2 separate regions of the Homo sapiens genome follow, and region 1 is linked to region 2. A link is a contact called in ENCODE Hi-C or POLR2A ChIA-PET data. All regions are on one chromosome and are shown on one strand. The core of a region is the stretch at or near the end of the contact, and the rest is flanking DNA. Distances in the headings are between cores, read along the strand shown.

The links. Hi-C counts contacts between places; a loop is a spot of excess contacts on that map. ChIA-PET counts read pairs that join two places held with the same protein, here RNA polymerase II (POLR2A).
Region 1: a loop to region 2 is called in a map of chondrocyte, with 2.5 times the contacts of the local background. The contact joins the promoter of MAGI1 here to the enhancer-like site in region 2. A Hi-C loop is called at or near these places in 1 of 168 maps with a recorded cell type or tissue (chondrocyte). POLR2A ChIA-PET finds 5 or more read pairs at or near these places in 2 of 52 experiments (H1 and WTC11).

The regions. Positions count from the first base shown.
Region 1 is chr3:66,036,529-66,043,172 of GRCh38, reverse strand. MAGI1 (membrane associated guanylate kinase, WW and PDZ domain containing 1) reads left to right here and starts at 4,255. Exons shown (of 23, transcript NM_001033057.2): 1 at 4,255-5,177. The coding sequence starts at 4,865. LOC105377128 (a long non-coding RNA gene) reads right to left here and starts at 4,220. Exons shown (of 2, transcript XR_001740440.2): 1 at 3,975-4,220; 2 at 2,879-3,121. RefSeq lists a silencer at 4,168-4,287 and enhancers at 5,240-6,067, 6,068-6,644.
Region 2 is chr3:65,573,533-65,579,376 of GRCh38, reverse strand. The region is part of intron 2 of MAGI1 (membrane associated guanylate kinase, WW and PDZ domain containing 1); the gene reads left to right. Among named protein-coding and RNA genes, the nearest start is that of MAGI1-AS1, 320 kb to the left of the region's middle. Within about 2 kb of position 3,841, at least 2 of the 41 ENCODE cell types and tissues checked have a DNase peak (open chromatin) inside an H3K27ac peak, as active enhancers do.

The sequences.
Region 1 (6,644 bases), core at 3,006-5,505, 460 kb before region 2:
GTTATAGTTTATTTCTCAGCTGAATCTACCCTCTGTATTAGGAGTTCATTGTTGAAATGCTTATGCAATAATATAAGACTGTTTGGCATGTCACCTGTACTGCAGCCTAAACACTGTAGAAATGTTTGCAAATTAATTCTCTTTGCATTCCTGAATTATTTGAATCTTCAAAGCCCATAGATGGAGAACAGGAGATTGAGTTCTGGAGTGAAACACTGTATCCTTTAGCTTAAAGTGAAGAGACAGAAAGGAGGGGGACTTAATTACTGTGTATACACTATGTAGCAGATTCAAGAGTCCAGAGCATGCTGTTACCCAAATATGCTAAATGGCCACATCCTATCCTCTCAGACTACAGTGTTCTGAGCATGGGTTTTGGGTCATGCCTCCGGGTTCACTTCCTGGTTTTGTTACTTGTAAGCTCTGGGGCAAGTTTCTTCACTTTCTTAGCTTCATTTTCCTCAGTTATAAAATCAAGGTCATTCCTGATAGTTCCTACCTTACACAACTGTGGTGATTGCATAAAATAACTCACATCAGCTGGGCGCGATGGCTCACGCCTGTAATCCCAACACTTTGGGAGGCCGAGGTAGGTGGATCACCTGAGGTCAGGAGTTTGAGACCAGCCTGGCCAACATGGCAAAACCCTGTCTCTACTAAAAAAGCAAAAATTAGCTGGGCATGGTGGTGTACTCCTGCAATCCCAGCTACTTGGGAGGTTGAGGCGTGAGAATCACTTAAACCCAGGAGGCTGAGGTTGCAGTGTGCCGAGACGGCACCACTGCACTCCAGCCTGGATGACAGAGTGAGAGTTTGTCTCAAAACAAACAAACAAACAAACAAACAAAAACCAAACAAAAAAACCCCCAACTCACATCACTACGCTGACATATACAGTAAGCTTGAAAGTTAGGTATTTTATAGCATTATTTCTCCCAACAGAATGTATTGCCAAATTCATAGCTAAAGTGAGACAAGTCAGAATACTAGGATCTTAGATCTATTCAGGAAAAATCTACTTCACAATGACATAACTATAAGCTCTTTTCATTGAAAGTAATGGCAAAACCTGCAATTACTCTTGCACCAACCTAATATAAATACCCCTGTTTTGGCAACCAAATCTAAACTGGCTTTGGATCAAAGGTCACATATTACACAATTTCATGTCATACTTCATCCATTTATTCAACAATTTCATGTCACACTTCATCAATTCACTCAACAACTGTGTATGGTGCACACTCCACACAAGGCATGGTTCATGGTTTTTGGTATTGAGGTTTCAAAGGTTGGATAGGAGAGAGATGATCTCTGCCTTGAACTTCTCCAGTCTGGGACACAGGAACTAGACCAGGTGAAACACCAGCCGGGAAGATGCAGAGGGAGCATCCTGGAAACTGGCAGCCTTGGCTACTTTGAAGGTTCAAATTATTTTTCCTTTTCCTGAATTAGAATAATGTCTATTCTCTCCATATTGCCCTCTGTGCCCACAGGTACTACTCCTTCTTTTGGGGCTTTTCCACATCTAAAACCTGACGTATGCTAAATTCCAAGTTCTTTCCTTTCTCAGCTGCTGTGGTGACACCTGGAATCCTGGCAAGAGGGGGATGTTGTTGCATTGGGAGGAATCACAAAACGCCTGGTCTTGTCCAGCCCTTGGACTCCCCCAGGCAGAGGTGAGAGTTGAGTGGAGAGGTAGGGGACTCCTAATTCAAGGTTGGTTGTGGGTATTCTTAGCAAACAATTACACTTTACTAGAATATGAAGTGGCAAAGTGGGGAAACACACAAGGCTAAGCTTACTAAGCTTACTAATGATTTGCAGGGGAATCTGTGACTCCCCACTAACATGGAAAGTAAAAATGTACATTTTTGTGGAAAGAGTCATTTGACAAATATTTTAGCATTTGCTAGTACGAGGCACCATTCTAGGAACTGGGAATAATACATCAGTAAACCAAACTGTCAAAGTGTCCTGACCTCCTTGAGTTTTTATTTTACACAGAGATGTGGATCACAGGTTTATTTGACAAAAAGGTCTGGGACCCAAACAATGCTTTGGAATCAAGATACTAAACCTATGGTGCTCAGCGTTGTGTACCAACAACACATAAGGGGAACCTTAAAAGTTCAAATGACTTAGCCCTTCCTTGACATTCTGATTGGCTGGATCTGTGCTCGGGTTTGATAATTTATGTTTTGAAGTGCTGTTCATATTGACCTAGATTGCTTCTGAAAAAAAGCTGGAGACAAAGTTCCTCTCACCAAGCAAAGCCATGGAAAATTGGTCACCTCCTTTTTTCAGAAACACAACAATGCAATGGGATTTTCAGTTCTGGATATCCCAAGAGAGAAGCATCAACATCCCTCCTTACTTTTATTAGCTTAGAATAGCACCCTACAATGCTTTAAAAGGATGTTTAAACGTATGCCTAAACCAGGTATGGTGGCTCACATCTATAACCCCAGCACTTTGGGAAGCTGAGTCAGGAGGTTGGCTTGAGCCCAGGAGTTTGAGACCAGCCTGGGCAATCAACATAGGGAGACCCCCCCATGTCTACAAAAAATCAAAAAAATAAAACTAGCTGGGCATGGTGGCATGTGCCTATAATTCCAGATACTCAGGAGGCTGAGGTGGTAGGATTGCTTGAGTCCAGAAGTTCGAGGTTACAATCAGCTAGTCGAGCTACTGCACTCCAGCTTGGGGACAAAGCAAGACCACGTTTCTAAAAACACCACCACCACCATCAAAAAACAAACACACAAAGTATGCCCATATTTTCTAAGTTCTAGAAAGGAGAGGATAAATTATCATACTTACTAACTTGAATCCCCAAATGATTTCCCAATTTTCTTCCCAAATAGTAATACTACTATTAAGAATATAATGAGTTTTTATTATTTGCCACTTTATAAGTGTTTTCCCACGTAATACTTCCAAGAACCCTGTGAGGTCTTGTTCTACTTATTTGATCAGCGAGAAACGGAGGCGCGGAGGTCACCAAGCTTGCTCAAGGTCACACAAGGGTGGACCCCTGAGCCTACCTCTCAACCTCGACTGCTGTGTCCATCCTTTCTTCATCGTTTCAACGTACCCCCCTCATTTCTTGGAATCTCTCCTGTGACCAAAGATGAACAAAATTATACATCACTAAAGAGGAAAACAAACTGCTGGGGAGACTACTCAGCAGCCTGATTTGAGGAGTATTTGGGAAGGGCAGCCTTCCTGTGGTATGGGAGTCTTTCTGTCCGCCACCTCGCCGGGACAGAAGTCACTCCATCCGCACCCCCGGGCGACCTCCGGAGGCCGCAGCTACCCCCGGGCTGCGAATTCCGAGTTCTCTCACGCCCCCGCGGGCGCCAGGACGCAGGGCATGTCCGCGCCCGGCGGGGATCCTTATCTCCTGGCCCCGGAGTAGGTCCGCAGGCTTCTCGGCCCTGCCAGGAACTTGAGGCCGGGGCAGATGATTGACTGGGTCCAGCAGTCTCTGCTGGCAGGGCAGTTGAAAAGCTAGAGGGATCTCTTTTTTGGTTGAATACCTGAACCCACACTAGCACCATGGCTTCTCTCTCTTGCCTGTAGTTTCCCGTGTCCTAAAAAGTTGGTCCCAAAGTTTAAGGATGCGGGTGTGTGTAAGAGCGCGTGTGACCCGCACAGGGATCCCAGTTGGGGAACCGGAGGATCCCACCGTCCCCCTCCCCCGGGTCGCAGAGACCCTGGCAGACCCCGCGCCAGGACCCGAACCCGCAAGCGCAGGGCAGGCAGGGAGGCGGCGAGCGCCCCGGGGCGGGTCTCGGGGGTTTCAGTGGGACCTGCGGCAAGGGGGGCGGCGAACCAGCCGGGCTGGGTGACCGACAGCCTGGCCAGCCACTGGCCGAGGGCGGTTAGGAGGCTTAGGGCCGGCGCGAGTGCGTGCGCGTGTGCGTGAGTGTGAGCGCCAGGGTGAGTGTGGCAGCCTCCCCAACCCCCACCTGTTTGAAATGGTTTTCAAATGCCAAAGCCAGATTGCCCGGGTTTCAAAAGTTGCAAACAGTTGGAGTAAAACACGTGTGCGGCCCTCCAGCCCCAAAGGAATCCGCGGAGTCCAGGGCACTGAAAGAAAAGGAGAGAGGATAGGGGTTCAGGAAGGGTTGGGGGGGAGTTGCCTTCTCCCGGCAGGTCGGTTTTAGGACCCATCGGGAAGCACGTTGGAATCTCTCCCTTCGGGGAGGAGGGGAGGGGTGGGCCGGCCGGCTGGCGGCCGCGGGGCGCATGCGCGCGCGTCTCCTGTCGCCGGCCGCTGCGCTCCGCGGCGCGGAATAGAATGAACTGTAACAAAACAAGCCGAGCCTTTGTATCTGCTTAAAGGGGCCGCGAGCACTTACCTCCCGCCCTGCTCCCCGCCGCCCCGCCACCGCGTCTTCAGGGCTCCCGGCAACTGGCTGGAAGGGCTTCCCTCACCCTCAGTAACAGCCTGCCAGCGAGGAGAGGCGAGCCGGGCGGGAGGCAAAGAGGAGGCACCGCATTTGTAAAAGGCAAGAGAGAAAGGAAGGAAGGAAAAAAAAATAACCCGAGCGGCGCAGAGTGGACTCTGGTCCGGGAGAGCACGGGCGGGCGCCGGAACGTGGACCCAGAGGCACCGGAATGCAAACAAAGCTCGCGGGCGCCTGTGCGGGGCTCGCGGGGAAGCCCAGAAAGTTTGTTTTATGATGGCTTGAGTGCGCGAGCGTGTGCAGGGGAGCGAGGCTGCCAAGTTTCTCTCTCCTGTTTTGTGATTTGGGGAGAGATGTTTCTCCCATGAACAAGCGGAGGCTTGGGGGCTCGTGCTGTGGGGGGCACCTGTCTCTCGTTTTATTTTTTTGGAGGAGGGGTGTAACTCATCATGTCCAAAGTGATCCAGAAGAAGAACCACTGGACTAGCAGGGTTCACGAATGCACCGTGAAGCGGGGACCCCAGGGCGAGCTGGGGGTGACGGTGCTGGGAGGCGCGGAGCACGGGGAGTTTCCGTACGTCGGAGCGGTGGCGGCGGTCGAGGCAGCGGGGCTTCCCGGCGGCGGCGAGGGCCCGAGGCTGGGCGAAGGGGAGCTGCTTCTGGAGGTGCAGGGGGTCCGGGTGTCCGGCTTGCCCCGCTATGACGTGCTGGGGGTCATCGACAGCTGCAAGGAGGCCGTCACCTTCAAGGCCGTCAGACAAGGTAAGGCAGGGCGCGCCTTTGGGGGGCGCCCCGAGAAAAGGAGGGTGGTCTGTGGGCTGCCCCTTATTCTCGATTTCCTGCTTCCCTCCTCGGAGCGCAGTGAAGAGAAGTTGAGGCCGTGCGCCCTGTGGTGGCGGTGAAATACACAAAGTTGTTGCGAGGTTGAGGGTTGTTTGCCCACCTGCGTTTCGAAGAGGGGGCTGGGTTTGCGCAAGGTAGCGGGGGGACGTTTCTCAGGCCTGGCTGGCCAACCTGTTATCTCCGCCACTAAGTGCAGCGCAGTCTCGCCTGCACCCGAGAGAGAGTTGGGGAACTGAGTCAGGGGCATGGTGGACGCTGTCCTGGCTCCTTGGGGGAGGGATGCAGCTGGCGTTCTTTGGCCACGAGTCAGTTTCCATACCTGCTGAGTGGGTATACAGAAAGAGAGGGTCTGTAGTTTATTGGACCTCCCCCATCAGAAAATCTGCTTCACCCCGCGACCCCTCCAGGTGAGCTAGGACACCACTGCCTGGCGGTTCCTGAGCCCGCCGCCAGAAGAGCCTGCATTCACCCCTCAGCCGGATGACGCATGTGTCTCCACCGTGTGGCTCAGCCATACACTTGGGAGGGGGAGAGGGGGAAGGGGTGCTTGCTTTTAGCTCGAATCGGGTCCAAGTTTACCCTCCCACCACCACCATCATCGTCATTATTGATGATGAAAATGAAGCTACTATTCATTGTTGGTTTACTACATGCCCGGCTCTGTGTAAAATACTTTACTTGCACTATCTCACTCCGATTCACAACAGTTCTAAGAACGAGTTGTTCTTATTTATATACCCCAAATTAGAGATAAGGAAACTGGGATTGATACTGGTTAAGTGACTTGCTCAAGGTCACACAGTTGCCAAAAGCGAGGGTTTGAGCCCTTGCTGCAGAGCCTTAAGTATGGAGGAGGAAGGAGTGGGGGGATGACCCTACCGCACTGAAGGGGCTGATTCCTGAGGAGGGAGTGGAAGCAAATTCCTCTCTCAGAAATCTGTAGAGGCCTTTTAAAAGATGCATTTGCTGGCTGCTGGTGATGTAGGTCCCTTACATCTCACTTTGGTACAGACAAGGGGCTGTCCTCATGTCAACCCAATGGAGACCAGCTGAGGCCCTTAAAGGGCTCCCTTGTGCAAGCAAGTGCCATGACGCAGGTTCTCCCCAGTGAAAGCACCGAAGGAAGTCGTGAAGTTGAACATGGTGAAAAGTTCCCATGTGTTTCCATAAGGACAGGCAGCAGCTGGAGGAATGTGTCAAAGGAAGGGCTGGGCCTAGCTGGTCCTCTCTTGGAAACAGGCGTGCTCCAGATGAAATGGAGGAGGGGGCGGCCGACTCGCCTGGCCTTTTAGCAGCTTTGGGAGCTGAGGAGCTGACACTTAGCTATGGAAAGCTCCTTGTATTTATGACTTCATTCTCCACTGGGATACCTCCTCCAAGAAGCCC
Region 2 (5,844 bases), core at 2,592-5,091:
AACTGTATAAGGCCCAAATATGTGGCAGTCCTGGGATCAAATGGTCCCACCACAGAGCAGCAGAAAGCATCCTAGTTTTTTGGCAGAAGCTTGGGTAGATGGTTGCACCTGCTGCCATCATGACCTGGGTAAGACAAGTCACCTGGTCTTGCTAAGCCTCTGTTACCTTATCTGGAAAATACTTGGGATGAGCTGGTAGAATCTGAGATGTTCTGACTCCAGGATTTGCACAGTGGTGGGGCTGGACAATGTGATTCATACACAATGGATATGTGTATGAATGTAATTATCCAATCTTCTTTCTGCTTTGGGAGGCTCAGTGCCAAGTCTATGTTTTGTATTAGTGACCCCCACCCCTCCCCCGCAAAAAAATGCATCGCTTTAGGAGAGCTTGCAGGGAATATCTGTTCGTTCTCTCTCTCTCTCTCTGTCTCTCTCTCTCTCTCTCTCTCTTTGGAGACAGAGTGTTACTCTGTCACCCAGGCTGGATTGTAGTGGCGCGATCTCACCTTGTGGCAATCTCCATCTCCCAGGCTCAAGTGATTGTCGTGCCTCAGCCTCCCAAGTAGCTGGGGGTACAGGGATGTGCCACCACGCCCCGCTAGTTTCTTGTATTTTTAGTAGAGATGGGGTTTCACCATATTGGCCAGGCTGGTCTTGAACTCCTGACCTCAAGTGATCCACCCACCTCGGCGTCCCAAAGTGTTAGGATTACAGGCGTGAGCCATGGCATCCGGCCTGAATATCTGTTCTCATTGAGAGACTTGGACCCATGAAGATTTCATTTTCCCCCATGACTGTCTCTCCTTGTAGGGTTAAATATGTTTACTGAAGTTGGCATCCAGCTCTTATATTTGTTAGTGATTGGCTAGATGCCACAAGTGGGAACAAAGAAGAATAGGAGAGGATAATTTTATACTTCAAGATTTGGAACCTGCAAAAAATGTTTTTCTGATATCTTCTCTATACTGGATCTCATAGCTGGTTGATTTTTCACCCTCCTCTTTTTTTTCCCTTTCTTCTTGTGTGCAAATGTTGGTAGGGTGATTTCTTTCTAATTTTATCAAATACAGTATGTCCAGAAACAAAACAGAACCATGTTTCTGTGTGTGATTCCTGGCAGAAATGGTGCGATTTCATCTCAGGATAAAACTGTGAATTTATGGGAAGCAACATGGTATGGGTGCTTAGGGAAAGCAAAAGGAATACATAGCCTGGTTGCCAGAGTCGCCTTTGTCTTGGCGGCTGGAGGAAATCACTAGTGATTTGTGGGAGCTGAGGCTCCTGAGGATGGAGGCAGAACCCGTCAGTCGCTCAACAAGCAGGCATGCTGGGTAGAAGGCCAAGGGGCGGACAGCATTGCATTTCCAGTAGAATCACATTATTTATTCATTCAAGTTACACAAGTCGTGTGTGAGAGTGTGTGAGAGAGAGAAAGAGAGACAGAGACAGACCACAAACAGGAGCGAATAAAGGCAAATAAAAGAATGTGGTTGATTCTGCCTGCCTTAGAGTCTGTGCCTGAGCCAGGGTGAGATGAGAGACATGGTTCGACTATTCTCAGTTCCCAGAAGCCTCCCATGGCATCAGCACCTTGATGAGCCAAGTGTGAGTCTGCTGTGTAAAGACACACATTTTGTATACAGCCTGGCTCCTTAAGTGTAAGCCATCTTCTTCATCCAGGGCTCACCTGGAGAAACGTAGCACTGTTCTAACACTAAAGGCAAACTGGTGGTGTTGAATTTAGTGAGAGTAGAATATTATATTTTGTGGATAGTTTAAGGGATTCTTCAAGGACTGTTTTGACAGCTGTGCAGGGCCAGGATTGGGGTGACACGAGGAGGCACTCACCACCGGCACAGAATTGAAGGGAGTGCTAGAAACCTCAGTAATGAGGATAAATAATATTTTAATGTAATATTTTTTAATCAAAATTATTTTAAGTGAAGATAGGAGCCGTGTTTGATTTTTCATTTTGCCTCAGGCTTTGATATGGCTCAGTCCTGCACTGCTCTGATTTTGCCTTTGTTTAAAACTGATGTTTTATTCATAATGGATTCTTTGCATTATTTTTATTTTAAAAAATATTGCATGAAATATTATTTCTTTCATATGTGGAGGGTTTTTTTGGCGTATCCTTTAAATTTACATTCCAGGATTATGATTCATTTGTTTCACTCTAGTCCAGCTCTGCCTGTGATATTTGCCTTGACTTCTAACTATAGAAACCCTGAGTAAAATGTAACTCCAAGGGACAAAAAGAGCACCTAGGGTGACTGTCTTCAAGTAGCTGAGTTATTATAGAGTATTAAGTGTGTATGTGGATCGAACTTAATGTGCCATGGTATGTGAAAGACTACTTACATATTTACTTACAGCTATTTGTTGAACACTTACTCTGTGTCTGGCACTGTTCTAGGCACTAGGGTTATATAAACTAGACAAAATGTCTGAATTTGTGGAGTCTACATCCCAGGGGTAACCATACATCATCTCTAGTCCTGAAGACAACTCTGCAATATAAGTATCAATTTACAGGTAAGAAAAGTGAAGCTCAGAGAATAATCCTGGTGGCAGATACCTAAATGTGGTATTGTGTAGCAAGGAATCTAGTAGTGAAAGGATTCAGAAAAAGTCAAGTTTATTATGACCTGAGCTTAGTCAATAGGAGGCTTCCTGGAATGTATGAGTTCTGAATTGGCTCTTAAAGGAAACCGTTACTTAAATGCAAGACAAAATGCAGATAGCAGTACAACGCCCATTTTTCTTGATTTAAGCAAAGCAACAAGATAGCACAGAGACAGCCTGGCAAAAAGATGAAGATAAAAACGTATTTGCCTACTTCAGTCAGGCATCATCAGCATCATCAACAAGACCCCTGGATGGCAGAGCGGGTTCACCATTTGTATTAGCTCCAGCCTGTTAGAGCTGGAATCTTTTATTCAGGCTCAGAGAGGAAGAGTGCGGGGATTGATTAGCATTGTCTACGTAGGATTGACAAGGATCACCACTAATTTCATGCTAATGTGTCACACATGTCATGATATTGGTGTCACTATATTGATTGTTCTAGCACCCTGAGCTGAATTTTCAGAGGGCCACTGTTAGAATTATTATCAAACAGGTTATTAATACGTGTTACTTGATTAATTAGATATTTAGAAACAAGAAGCAAACAGAAAACCGCTAAAAATGCTAAGTATGCATGCTCTACATTTTATAAAATCTGTGTGTATATATACATAAAGTAATTAGAAAACAAAATTAGACAAATATCTAATGACTCTAAAAACATCTTTACTGAGGTAGAATTAATATACAATATCCTGTCCATGCTTAGAATGTATGATTTGATAAGTCTTGACTTGTGCATATACCCATAAAACCAGCACCACAATTAAGAAAACGAACATACATTAGCTCCCCCAAAAATGTCCTTGTGCCCCTTTATAATCACTCTCCTCTACCCTGTATCTCCCGATTTCAAGACAACCAGTAACATGTTATCTGGTGCTAAGTTTGTTTTATCTAGAATTATATGTGAATGTAATCATGTGGTATGTATTTTTTTTGTGGCATCAGGAATCTGACTTCATTCGTAGCATAATAGTGAATTATACATCATTCACTAGCAGAATTTTTTGAGAGCCATTCATGTTGTAGCATATAGCAACAGCTCACTATTTTTGTTGCTGAGTAGTATCTCATGGTATGGATGTATCATCTTTTGTTTGTTTATTCACCCATTGATAGGTATTTGGTTTGTTTCCAGTTTGTCTATTACAGATTAAGCTGCTATGAACATTTGTGTGTAAGTCTTTATATGGATGTATGCTTTCATTTCTCTTGAGTAAATATCTGTGGGTGGAATTACTGGGTCACATGGTCATCTCTCTTTTTAAGAAATCTCTTAACCTTCCCAGAGTGATTGCATCACTTTATATTCCTGCCCAGCAGTGTAGGAGAGTTTCACTTCTTCCACATTTTCATCAATACTTGCTTTGGTCAGTCTTTTTAACTTTAACCTTTCTAATAGTATATCTTGGTACCTCATTATGGTTTTAATTTTTATTTCTATAATGACTAATTTTTCATGTGCTCATTTGCCATCCATATGTCTTTTTTGTTAAAGTGTTTAATTCAAATATTTTACTCTCTTTTTAGTTGGTGTTTTGTTTGGAACTCTATAGATTCTGAATATAAGACCTTTTTCAGATATGTGATTTGTACATACTTTTTCCCAATATGTGCCTTACGTTTTCATCCTCTTAACAGTGTCTTTTGGGGAACAGAGATTTTTAACTATGAAGCAATACAAATTACCAATTGTTTCCTTAATAGATTGTGGTTTTGGTGTGATATCTGTTTTTACTTAACCTAAAGTCACAAAAGTTTTCTTCTATAAGTTTTATGGTTTTCGGTTTTAGTTTTATGTCTATGATCCATTCCGAGTTGAAGTTAATTTTTTTAAATGTGAAAGTCCAATTGTTTTAGTGTCACTTGTTGAAAAGATTTCCTTTCTCCACTTAATTGTCTTTGCATCTTTGTTGGTAATTAGTTGTCCATATATGTGAGGGCTTATTTCTTGATTCTCTATTCTGTTTCACTCATATACTCACCTTTCTTTACACCAGTACAACACTGTCTTGATTACTGGAGATTTATAATGTCTTGAAGTTAGGTACTATTAGTTTTCCAACTTTATTCTTCATTTTCAAATTTGTTTTTGCTATTCTAGGTCCTTCAATATTCCATGTAAATTTTAGAATCACTTTGTCCATTTTGACAAAACGTATGGTAGGATTTTGGTTGGGATTGCGTTGAATATCTAGATATAGATGAATATGTGGAGAATGGACATTTTAAAAGTATTGCCCATGAATAGGGTAGATTTTAAAATTTCTCTCAGTACATTTTTTTTTTTTTTTTTTAGTTTCTATGCAGGTCATTTACATCTCCAGTCAGATTTACTGCTGGGTATTTTATATATTTTGTTGCTGTCATAAATGCTGTGTTAAAATTTTTGTTCCTGAAAATATCTATTGGGTACTGTACTTATTACCCAGGTGATGAAATTACCTGTACAGAAAACCCCCATGGCAAGCAGTTTACATATATGTATGTATATATATATACATATATATATGTAAAAACCTGCACATGTATCCCGGAACCTAAAATAAAAGTTAAAAAATAAAAAATAAAATTTCTATTTCTGATTACAAGTTACAAGCAGAAAGAAATATAATAGATTTTTATATATTGATCTTGTATTCTTTAGTGTGTCTAAACTTGCTTATTACTCCCAGTAGTTTTATTGTAGATTTTATCAGATTTTCTACATAGATCAGGGGTCAGCAAACTTTCTTAAAAGGCCAGATAGTAAATAATTTAAGCTTGTGTGTGTCTGTGGCAATTACTCAACTGCCCATGGTAGTTGAGTAATTAGTAGGGTGAAAGCAGCTGTAGATAATACACAAGTGAATGGGTGTGACTGTGTTCTTATGAAACTTAATAACAAAACTGCCACATTTTGCCAAACCCTGACACAGCTAACCATGCCATCTGAGAAATAATAAAAGTTTTACATCTTCCTTTTCTATTCTAAATGCTTTTTATTTCCTTTCCTTGCTTTATTGCACTGGCTATAGCCTCTAGTAAAGTGTTAGACAGAAAAGGGTAATGAAGATATTCTTGTTCTCAATTTTAGGGAAAAAACATTCACTCTTTCACCATTAACTATGATGTTAGCTGCAGGTTTTTCATAAATTCTTTTCATCAGGTTGAAGAAGTTCTTTGCCATTTATAGATTACCAGGAGTTTTTTTTTTATTTTTAAATCAGC